2 separate regions of the Homo sapiens genome follow, and region 2 is linked to region 1. A link is a loop called in an ENCODE intact Hi-C map of the cell type or tissue named here. Cell type or tissue: heart right ventricle. All regions are shown on one strand. Links, peaks and the distances in the headings refer to the core of each region. The heading gives the core; the rest is flanking DNA.

Region 1 (2,500 bases), core at 1-2,500:
AATCCACAGATGTGAAACCCATGGATATTCTTATTTTGAGGGGTAAAATTCCTATTTATCCTTAAAATGCTGCTTAAATGATGTATTCTCCAATAACTCTTTCCTAATATCTCAGTTATTGAATATATGAATATTATAGCCCTTCTCACAACAGATTGAAAATACTTGGTTATATCTGTGAACCTCCCCAATTCCCCAGTGTTGCTTTTTAGACTAGCCAGGTTTTACTTTATCTTTTTAATCTGTTGTAATGAACTACAGTGGTATCTAGTATACAGTATGTGTTCAAAACACTTTCATTAAAGAAATCACTTTTACTGGGGAAATAACATACCAGCACTGTCCAATAAAATTTTTTCAATGATAGAAATGTTTTATATTTTCACTGTTCAGTATGGTAGGTGCTAGGAAAATGTGGCTAGTGCAATTGAGAAGTGAATTTTGGATTTTATTTGATTTTAGTTAATGTACATTTAAATTGAAATAACAACTATGTTGGACAGTAGTGTAATAAATGATATTCATGTTTCTATAAATGCCAACCAAAAACTATTATAGAATACTAAAAGAAGGAGAATTAGGACAAATGTTAAAGTTCAAAAAATACATCATGAATAGGTTATTACATAATTGAATTCTAGATACAACGACTCGTCCGTTTTTAATAATGACATGGCAATAGTTAATCTAATCTGACTGTCATATTTGATTATTCTTTTTGCTCCATCCATACATCCCACTTCTGTTTATTATCTCCCTCATTATCTCTTCATTTATAATCTTTCACTTTTGCTTCACTTGTACTATCTTTTTGGTTTTCAATGCTTTGAAATTCAAATTTCCTTTAGTTCCATTGGTGAACTTTGAAACACATTTAATAAAACCTGTTGCTATAGTTGAATACTAGATTTCCTGATTCAGTCGTGACATAAGAAAACGAAGATTCAATTTGTATCATGAACTTCTTCATTTCCCTGTCGGGGTATCAGAAAGTTTTTCACACTTAGTATTATTCTGGCAAAAGGTACTTCGTTGCTCCCTGCCCCTCCCCCACGGTCAAATGTGTAGTTAGAAAATGTGGTCATTGCAAACCTTAGCCACTAGATGGCACTAGTGAGCCAGTAGGGTGAAATGTTTACTGGGCCGGCTGCGGAATCTGATGGGTTCAAAATCAAGGTGGGGAGTAAGAGTAAATATGTGAAATAAGTCAATGCTTCATTTTTTTTTTAAGGCAAATAGTTGGGGAAAAATAAAACGTCCTCTCTTCATGCAAGTACAATGTTTAATGATTAAACTAGCATCAGTTACAGCTTACCTCTCCTCTTCCTTGCTCCACTGTCACAGCTTCCCACCAGCTGCACAGGCCTTCTCCACCCTTCTTCAGTACTACAGGCCGACTGCAACCTCAGAGCTTGTGTGCAGGTTCTTTCTGCTTTGACTATCCCCCGCTTCCTCCCCCTCAAACATGTCTGCATGACTCATGTCTTTCCCGCCTTCAATCTTTTCTCAAACCTCACATTCTCAGACCCCACTGACTGCCCCTCAAACACTCCCACCCCTTCCTCTCCTTTATCTTTCTCCAAAGCACTTTCCTGTCACCTTGTAACATCTATACATGTTTTTAGCTGATTTATTTTTCTCTTTTGGCTAGATCTGTTTTTGAATTACCCTATTTCTTAAGATCGCAGAGAATGAAGATGATTTTGCAAAAATACTGTAGACGTTGTGTGTGGGGCGGGGGTGGAGGTGGGGGGTGGATCCTCTAGCAGTAGATAGCCGTGTCCAGTTAGGAGCAGAAAGATAGGGAGGTTAGCTACTACAGTTACCTTAAAAATTAGTCAAAAGATGTTTCCAGGGTATCATGTAATGACTAAGTTTGGCCTTGGAGGGCTATATCTGACTTACTAAGATCCTATAGGACCATTTTTTAGAATCCCCCAATGTGCCCTACACACATCCTCACTCTGGTTCAGGAAGAAGCTGATTAAATAGTTGTTTTCCTTTGACCAACCACATCTTTCTATTACTGAATTTTATCTTCTTAATGACTATCAGTTTGGTCTGCCTACAAACAGCCAAACAAAATGAAAAGCAAAAGTCAATAATTTTTTAAACCTAGAGATGTCAACAACTTTTTGTTTTGTTCCACAGTAAATTTATGAAGCCTTGGATTCATTGTGCTTCTTGGAGACAGAAATCCACTACACAAATTATTATTATTTTTAAAAAGGAAGATGGCAGGGGAAATCATAGATTCACAGGTGCAAACTGGTCCAGGGTTTTCAGCTTTTTAGTAGTAATGTCAAACGGTACAGCTGCTTTAACTATTTTATCAAAGGTGACTTGGCATTCTTTGAAGAGTCTATCTCAGAAAATAGGTCGATTTATGCTTATACCAAAAGCAAAATAGCTTTAGACATTAAAATAACAATTGATTTTCTGCCATCTCATCTTTATGAATTCCCCAGTAGTGGGATCTTTCTAGGTACTTCTCAGTGCC
Region 2 (8,601 bases), core at 1-2,500, 330 kb after region 1:
CAAATAAAATTCCAGACCAGGGGAGAAGGGGGGTACACCTGCCTTCATGTGTCAGGAAGTCATTTGGTCCAAACAGGCAAACTATTAAGTTTGCACTACCTTTTAGTCAAGATGCCCCAAGATCAGACCTGGAAATGGGTGGGGAGTGAGAGGGAAGGACTCCGTGGGGATAGGAGAGAGGAAGTAAAGTGGACGTTTTGCTGGGCTGGAACAGAAGGGAGATGTCTATAAATCCACTTCACATGTGGGGCGTGTGTGTGTCACCATGAGGGGCTGCAGCCTGAATAAAGAAACCCCTCTCCCTCCTCACCAATCTCTAGTGCATGCTGGCTCTAGGTTTCTGCATCTTTCTCCTGAAAATTCCACCCTCACTTCCAGCGCATGCTGCTGAGCTATCCAGTCCTCACCGCCCTCTCTAAAACCTTGAAACCTAAAACTAGCTCAAGAGACCTTTATCAGTGAATAGCACAAATCAAATGAATCAAAAAGTGACAATAAAGGATAAATAATTAGGCCTGTGTGTTGAAACAGCACGTTTTAACTCCATCCCCCAAAAGTGCTCCCCCGCTCACCTTCCCCTCTCTTTGGCACTTACCTTCTTTGGGTGGTCGCTTGGCCTCCCTGGTAAGATTGCAGACTTGGGTGGTTTGCAGCTCCTGGGTCAGGCAGCCCTCTGTCTGCTCATTCAGGGGTAACACCACGTTATTTAACAAAATCAGCGACTGGTCGTCGATCCCCCACTCTCCCAAATGCTGAGGGCAGGTGCATTTTGTATACATGATCCCACATGATTCTGTTCTCCCATTTTCTGATTTTAAGCAGCTCTCCAACCAAGTACATAATACATGGCAACCAAACTGGCTTGGGCTGACCTTGTTCAATACCAAAAACTCAAAAAAAGATTTCTGATCTTCTTCCCCTTTTTTCTGTAATCCTGGGAAATTAGTTGGAAATACTCGACGTATTTGAATAAAATTTTTATCATACTGTAGAAAAACGAAAGCATTCTTGGAATTGCAGAGTTGCATTATAGAATGATTCTTTCTTAAAAGATCCTTTATTTTTTCATGGGAAAAATGATCAAACTGATAAGCCAGGAGTGAAAAGTTAGAGCAGCTAAGGTCCTTTTTGGAAAATTTCAGGTAAATGCTATATTTGGTTGGATCTGGATTTTCCAGCGTCCAAGTGCAGTTTGTAAAGTTTTTAGGAAACATTTCACTTACAGAATACGATCCATAAATGACTCCCTTCACCAAAGTTGAACACCAGAAGTCTTGGGCAGCATTAAATCCAAACATAACCAGGAGATAGGTGGAAAATATATAAATCAGCAGGTTACGAACAGCCTTCATCCTATGTCATTTGGCCTGTAAAAATGGCAATGAAAGTAAAATGCAAGTAGGAGTCTACGTGCATTGAGAAAATAAACTCCTTTCAATATTACAGCCAGCTGTTTTCAAGATTTCAGTAAAAAGCCCTTTTTAAAAGAAGGGCAGGTAATTTTTATTTTATAACACAGGAAAATTATCTGTTGCTGTGTGAACAGCGCCCTCATGTGGCCATTCACAATGGTCAAATTCGCAACATTCAATTTAAAAATAACATTTAATAGATTATTAATAGGAATGCCCTAACTTATCTACTAGGATATCCTCCACGTCCATTATCATTCTATCGAATGAAAAGGGAAAACATGGAGTTTTAAAACGTCATAATGTAAATGTTAATTGTCGAAATAGTATTAATCAGTCTATAGTCTATACAACCTTTTCTCTCTCTGTCCTCTGCGGTAAACACTATCATACAAAATCTAATCTGATAATCTGGGAACAGCTGTCATCACATTATTTCTCTCCTCTTAAACGTGAAAAGTAATGATGATAAATTATGGCCACAATTTTAAAAGCACAAATAATAATTTATTACAGATGGAACATCATCTCCCAAATGCCCCACTTGCCTTTGCAGGGGCCACCATGTGAACTGCTCAGAAATTCCTTTGCAAAAACATGGGCATTCATGTGGATTAGTTAATTTTAAAACCATCATTTGAGAAAGGGCATAGATGGATAAATACATAGGGAAGACTTGTTGTTCAACATCACCATTGAGAACCAGGATTTAGGGCAGTCATTTCAATGTGACATGCCCTTTTGGGATACATAAAGTGGATCACTGTATTAGTATCTGTATCCAAAGGTGATATCAGTTAAAAAAAAAAAAAATCCAGAACCATAGTAATTGAGCTGGTTTCAGTCTTTTAATTTTTGAAAAATTATCTTATCAACTGTAATTTAAGGCTTACACATGGTAATAAAATACATTAACATTTTTGTTCCTAGCAGATTTCAATTATTAAATTGCTCCCTTTCCAACAACAACTCCAAAGCTCCTCTTTTCTTTTCTTTTCTTTTTTAATTTTAACCCTGGCTTTGGATAATAAAGTAGTCCTTGGTTATATTTACCTCTGTAAGTTGTTATCCAAAAATAACTTGAATATTTTTCAGCTTTAACCTTTAAGAAGTTATTTCTTAGAATAAATGACACTGCTTTTGTTTGTTTGTTTAGCCTTTGAGCTGATAAAAGTGATGCCAAGTTAATTTTAAAAGTCTTTAGGCTGCAGTCTCTTCCACTGTTCTGTAAACAGAGACAGACATACAGACATATAGATAGTTAAGAGTTTTCATGCCTTTGCCTGGGTCTTCTCTGAATCAAAGGATAAAACCCTCTTCCTTCCCATTGCATAACACACACCAACGCATGCACACCAAATCCAGTGACCGAAGTCCCTGAAGATAGATCTGCATTTTCCAGATTATAATTCAAATTCTATGTCTTGATATAGGCAAACACAGCCCCAACTCTAAATCTCTATATAGCAGCAGTTTAAAATAACATCAGAACTGCTGGGACCATCAAAACAGTGTTCTCTGTTTCAAGCAAATAGCTCAATGAATAATGCATTTTCTTCATGAGAAAATAAAGCCAATGAGCATTTAAAGGTTAAAAAAAAACAGAGAAAGTTGTAAGAAATTCTGGAAATAATTTCCTTTTTTTTTTTTTTTTTTTGGTGTTGCACTTTGCAGGCAATGCAGGTCTGCGCAGTGTTCTTCAGGATAGAGTGTAGGCGTTGAGAGCCAATGTGACAATAAGTGTCTAAATTAGGAATTCCATCCATGAAAGGGGACTTCATTTTATAATCAGGAACTCAAAAAGAGGTCGTATGTCTTTTCCTAATGAAATTGGTACTTTTGCTTTCATTTATTTGACAGTGCATGTCTGCAATGCCGTGCTCATCAATGATCAGAGAGTGAGGAAATAGCTCTGAATTCACTTTAATGCCTGCTCAAGAGAGCGCACTCAATATAATGCTCTTTATTTTTAATCAGTCTGGAGTACACAGTCTTATTTTGTTCTAAATAATAAAAAATAAATCATTACCCTCACCCCCCTTTGGACTGCAGGGCCCGTTCAAAAAGCCGTGTTTCCCTCTTAAAGAAGGGGTGGGGGCGGGGGCAAAGGCTGGCCACGGAGGTGTCAAGGATGTTTTATTTATTTATTTATTTATTTATTTATTTATTTATCTCTTGCTGAGAAGCAAACCAGCATTGAGTTTAGCTATTCTCAAAACTGATTTTCTGGGTGACACTTTAGTTTAGTCGAACATAGACGGCGCCATCACTCCACAGATTTTTCCCCCCAATAGAAGACCCACTGCCTTCTCTTAACTTCCTTTTAACCTAAAATTTTCCCCTCATAAAATTACCCCAATCACACAAAACTGCCAGATTTTCTAGGTCTCTCCGCTTATTCCTTCTGACCCAGCACATCTCTTGAAAACCAGACTTCTCTAACTTTTCAACTGCGGCGTTTAAGTAAATGCAGACAGTCGGATCTGCTCACAGCCTCCCCATCCGCCAGCAACAGCCTTTCCTTTCATTTTCCTCCCTTCTCAAACATTAAGCCCAAAGCTCCACGGTGGCGACCCCCGGCAGAGAAAAGGTGACCCCTGGACCCCCTTCCTTACCTTCCACTCCGAAAGCTCAGGGAGGCTCTTGCTCTAAGACACCAGCACAGGCACGCGTCCCAGCAACAGTGACGGAGAGACTCCCCTTCGGTCCCAATCACCGTTGCCCATTTTCCCCGGCTCAGCTTCCAAAATCAGGATTTATTTTTAAAAATGCATACATACGAAAAGCAAAAGGTGGGGGGTGGGAACCAAAGGGGGGTCGATGAGAGAGAGGAAAAAAAAGCCAGCAGGAGCCCAGAACCTTGCGCCGTATCCAACTGAATCCAACCTCCAAACCGAGGGGGGCTAAAGGGAGGGAGAAGCCCCCCCAAGGGAGACTCTAAGGAACCCCCCAAAATGTAAGTGGCTTAATAGCAAAGATTTGTTTCATAAAAGCTACCCCCAACAAACCAAGAAGCAAAGAAAGCGCTGAGACGAGAAGTGACCGGCGGCGGCGGCGGCTGCTATGGCAGATTTGTTGGGGCGGTGGGTTTATTACAGGAGTATTCGTGGTCGGATCGGAAGGCTCAAGCTTATGCTTTTTCCTCTTTCCGCTTTCCTCCCTCCTCCTCCTCCCCCCTGCAGGTACTGATGGACGGACGGCGACTAAGGAGAGCGGGGAAAAAAATCCTTGGCTGGTGATGTCGGAAAGCTGTTTGAATGCCCAGCGAGGAGGGAGGCGCGAGAGGGAGCGAGATAGTAAAGCTCTGTCTCGGGTGTGCGCGCCGGCGCGCAGTGCTCGCTCTCCCTTGGGCGCGCGCGCGGGGGGTGCGCGTGTCCCGGGAGCGCGTCCGCGCGGCGGCCTCCCGCGTGCTCGTGTGCGCGCGCGTCCCGGGTGCCGCGCGCCCTTCTTATGCACAGCTGCGGTGCGCCCCGCCGCCCGCCAGAGGCTCGGCTCGCGCGGCGCGGCCGCTGCGACTTCCTGGAGTTCTGCCTGCCGGGGGCGCGGGCGGGTGTGTGAGAGAGAAGGCGAAGGGAGCCGCGGGGTGGGAGAGGAGGGAGTCCCGGCGGGAGGGCGGGGGAGAGGCTGGCGGGAGGGGGGCTCCACGGAGCTCCAGCCAGGGCCGCGGTTCGCCTGCACGTCACGGCTACTCAAACCCAAGCACGTCCCGAAAGCGGTATTTTCTGCGTCTGGGAGGTTTTTGCATCCTCAGTTCCCACCGCTGGGGCTGGCGGCGACCAACTGTAAGAGAAACTCACTGGGAGGCGAGGCAGGGGGGTGCGGAGGATGGGAAGGCGACTCTGAAGGGTGGGAAGTGAATGCTGGACTTGATCGTCTTTCTCTTTCTTTCAGCGCAGACCTGTCGCAGCCAGAGAGCTGTCATTTCAGTACCGGGATTCAGAATTGATCCAGTCCGCAGCGGAGGGGGCACATCCCAGCTACCGAGCTGCTGAGTGTCTCTGGCTGGAACAATAGTATTTTTTTCTCTGCGAGGCTGCAATTAACATCTTATTTGTTCTGGCTCCATACAGGCTTTGTCAGGATCGCGGTGCGGCGACCGACGTTGGGCTCTTGCATTGCTTTGTGCTTGGCAATGGAATCATGGTTTCGGGGTCTAAACTTTTGTTTCGTTTTGTAGTCTTAATGTATCTGATTCTTTTTCAAGTTTCCCTAGTAACAGGTTTGGGGACGGGGTGGGAAGAAGCGAGAAAAGGGGTGAAGAGAAAAAACCAGATTATATAGAAAGGAAAAAGGGAAAAGGGATGTTTCCCCACCTTTTAATCTAACTATCTATCTGTCTGTCTATCTATCATCATAGATAGTCATTTTGCCTCCTGGACAGTTGGCTGACGAAGTGTCTGATAAACCAGCTTCAGATACATGCTACAAAAGGTCATTCGCCTCCTGATTATGTTTCTACTTGTAAACGCAGTTGGTGGTTTGCAAAACAAGTGCTAAAATAGTGCAGTGATGTGGTGGGAGGAAACCATAATGGGTAATTCATATAAAGTGCTGGAATCTTCGTAAGGGTGAGTTTCTCGAGCGGCAGGTGAAGTTGAATAAAGCAATTTTCCATCATTTGTTCCCCTCACTCTTGCATTTTTTTCCTCCGCTTGTTTCTCTCCCCTGGGGCGATTATGGATAGCCAAGAACACCATTTTAAAAGAGATTGATAGTGAAAACAGGAAGTTTATGGTCTGTTATCCACTGGAGTTGTTTGAAATATTAAAATTGGTCCTTTACTTCTTAATGCATATTAATAGAGTGACCCTCTTCAAGGCTTTCCCGTCTTAAACGAATGCCTGGGATAAACACTGTAAGGGGAAACAGTTAATAATTCCCCAGCAGGCTTTAACTATTTTCCCAGTAACAAATCACCGGCAAGAGAGCAGCCTGGGTGGCATTTTGGTTTTGTGTCATTTTGGTTCTTTACAATATTTTTTATTCATTTAAGGAAATGTTAAAAGGAAATAATTAGGGTTTATGTCCAGAACAAATTTTGAAACACCGTTTAAGCAACACATTTTCTTTTAAAAACAAAGAACATTGAGCAACACAAAGGAGAAAAACATTTTATTTATTTCAACTTCCCTAGAGATCGTAATTATGATTTTCGCAAGGCAATTTGGTCAGTTCTGTTACTTTATCCAGAGGAAAAAAAAGCATGACAGATGTGGAATAAAAACGGAGGAAAAAATGCTTTGGATGGTTTATACATAAAAAGGAAAGAATGTAATGTGAGGTTCAGTTATACCTCTATTTTGCATCTAGTGATTTCTCATATTATCTTGTAACACTGATTTTGATGTTTCTTAGAAATTCTTAAAGTCATGACACAGTGGCATAAGAATAACAGCTGAAAGGGACAATTTAAAAGCCTAAATCCTAAATGGAAAGGTTCACTTACTCCCAGGATCATTTATATTCAAGTAGAAGTCAGGGCAGGGTCAGAAAAGAAAGCCACCCTTAATAAAGCGCTTCACCCTTCACATTGTTTCTCATAACCTTCATAAATTGCAGGCTACTGAGCTGGCCTGATGATGATCCTTCTGAGATATATTTATAGCAGATGATTTGTGGATGATAACTACGCCAAGCAAGACACTGTCTCCAGTAACCCCAGGCTCGTCTGACTTCCTCAGGGGATTATAATAAAGAATCACAAAAAGAACCCTATATGGACAGTCTGGTCTCTGGACACTAACAACAGCACAATCCAAAGGCAAAGAAAGGAGGAACCACCTTGTTTCATGTCTGCAAGCTGCTCCATATGAAAGCATTGCTGACATGTTGACCCAACAGCAAAAAGAGAGCAGCAGTTTACACACCCTCAGCTCTCTGTCCTTTCCTTTCTATTGATGTTGGTCCACTTTTATGACTGAATACATATTAAAATCACCATTTCAAATTATAATTATCTGCTTTCATTGGTCTCTTTCACAAGTCTATGTCTATATTTATGTTTACATATATAAACACATATACACATATTTTATACATACATATGTATATGTATGCACGCATTATTTGTAAGTACACATACACGTGTGTGTATATATATGTATATGATATGTATATGTGTATTTCAGTTGATACACATATATTTGCTTGGGAAGTTTCACTACATTGCTTTGTATTTCTCTTTTATAAGGTAATGCATTTAATTCCAAAACTACCACATTAATTGTATAAATTGATTATTACATAAGTTTCCTTGATGATTTACAGAAGAACTATTGAGAGGTCAGTGTTAGCACATCAAAATATAGTCTGGTATGGCATTTTAAATTGACCCAGGTATCTAATATTAAAGCCTTTCAAATTTATCTCTCCTGCTATTATTTTATTAAGATTACTTTGGAATGATGAGGTTATAAGTGTGATTTATTTCTGTTTCATCTTTTTGTCTGTATGTGCTAAGTTTAGTCCCTCCACTTTGAGAATAACCCTATAATCCAGGATCATTGCTTAAAATTCAGTATCATTTGCAGAATTCTCATACTCAAATAAGAATGTTTCTAGAATATGTTTACTCAATTTTAGAAAGTATTTTCTCTTTCCTTCTTTCTGTCATAGTTTTTCTGATATTACTGTATTACCACATTCTAAACTCTGTGACTTGTTATTTTCAGTAAGGCTTTAAGAAGCATGGATAGGTTTGTAGGTTATTTCTTGTTAAATATGCCTTAATTTTTTAGTATTTAGTATTAGTATTTAGTTTTTAGTATTTAGTATTTAGTATCTCCCATATATATATATGCACACATATATATATACACATATATATGTACACACATACATATATACACACACATATATATACACACACATACACAAAGCTTTGGAATGTTAATTAAATGATCAAAATATTACAAGATTACATTGTTATGAGAACTTATCCTTAATATTAGCATATTTACTATAAAGTTAAACAACTTCTTCTCCTCTGTCTCCTGTTTATTATCATTATTTTATTATTATTAAAAAAGGAAGTCTCTCAGAAACCAAGCTGTATATCCTCTAGTCTCTATGTAAAAAAACAAATTGGTCATTTTCTACTTGGACATCCCAGAATAGAAAGTACATTGAAGTACTAAAAAATAAAGGGATAGACTTGGGGTTAAGGGAGATGTCATAGAACAGCTATCCT

What was found. Peaks named below come from ENCODE experiments on the same cell type or tissue, not always from the same donor. Only the 100,000 strongest peaks of a DNase experiment are listed, where the experiment ranks them.
Region 2: it touches region 1 in a loop (4-fold over the local background); 50 of 110 quality-filtered maps call a loop at or near these places.

Annotation. Positions count from the first base shown.
Region 1 is chr6:68,966,853-68,969,352 of GRCh38, reverse strand. All of the region lies in intron 8 of ADGRB3 (adhesion G protein-coupled receptor B3), which reads right to left. Among named protein-coding and RNA genes, the nearest start is that of ADGRB3, 330 kb to the right of the region's middle. RefSeq lists an enhancer at 982-1,276. In heart right ventricle, for the core only: a CTCF peak has its summit at 1,105 (motif pointing right); a DNase peak (open chromatin) is centred at 1,062.
Region 2 is chr6:68,631,427-68,640,027 of GRCh38, reverse strand. It overlaps ADGRB3 (adhesion G protein-coupled receptor B3), which reads right to left and starts at 4,746. Exons shown (of 32, transcript NM_001704.3): 1 at 4,028-4,746; 2 at 2,466-2,637; 3 at 596-1,367. The coding sequence starts at 1,352. LOC127898563 reads right to left here and starts at 4,138. Exons shown (of 1, transcript NM_001414704.1): 1 at 4,061-4,138. The coding sequence starts at 4,138. The coding sequence ends at 4,061. It overlaps ADGRB3-DT (ADGRB3 divergent transcript), which reads left to right and starts at 5,704. Exons shown (of 2, transcript NR_125872.1): 1 at 5,704-5,843; 2 at 6,972-7,365. RefSeq lists a silencer at 4,798-5,007. In heart right ventricle, for the core only: a CTCF peak has its summit at 1,551 (motif pointing left); a DNase peak (open chromatin) is centred at 1,558; H3K4me3 peaks cover 1,527 bases; H3K27ac peaks cover 606 bases.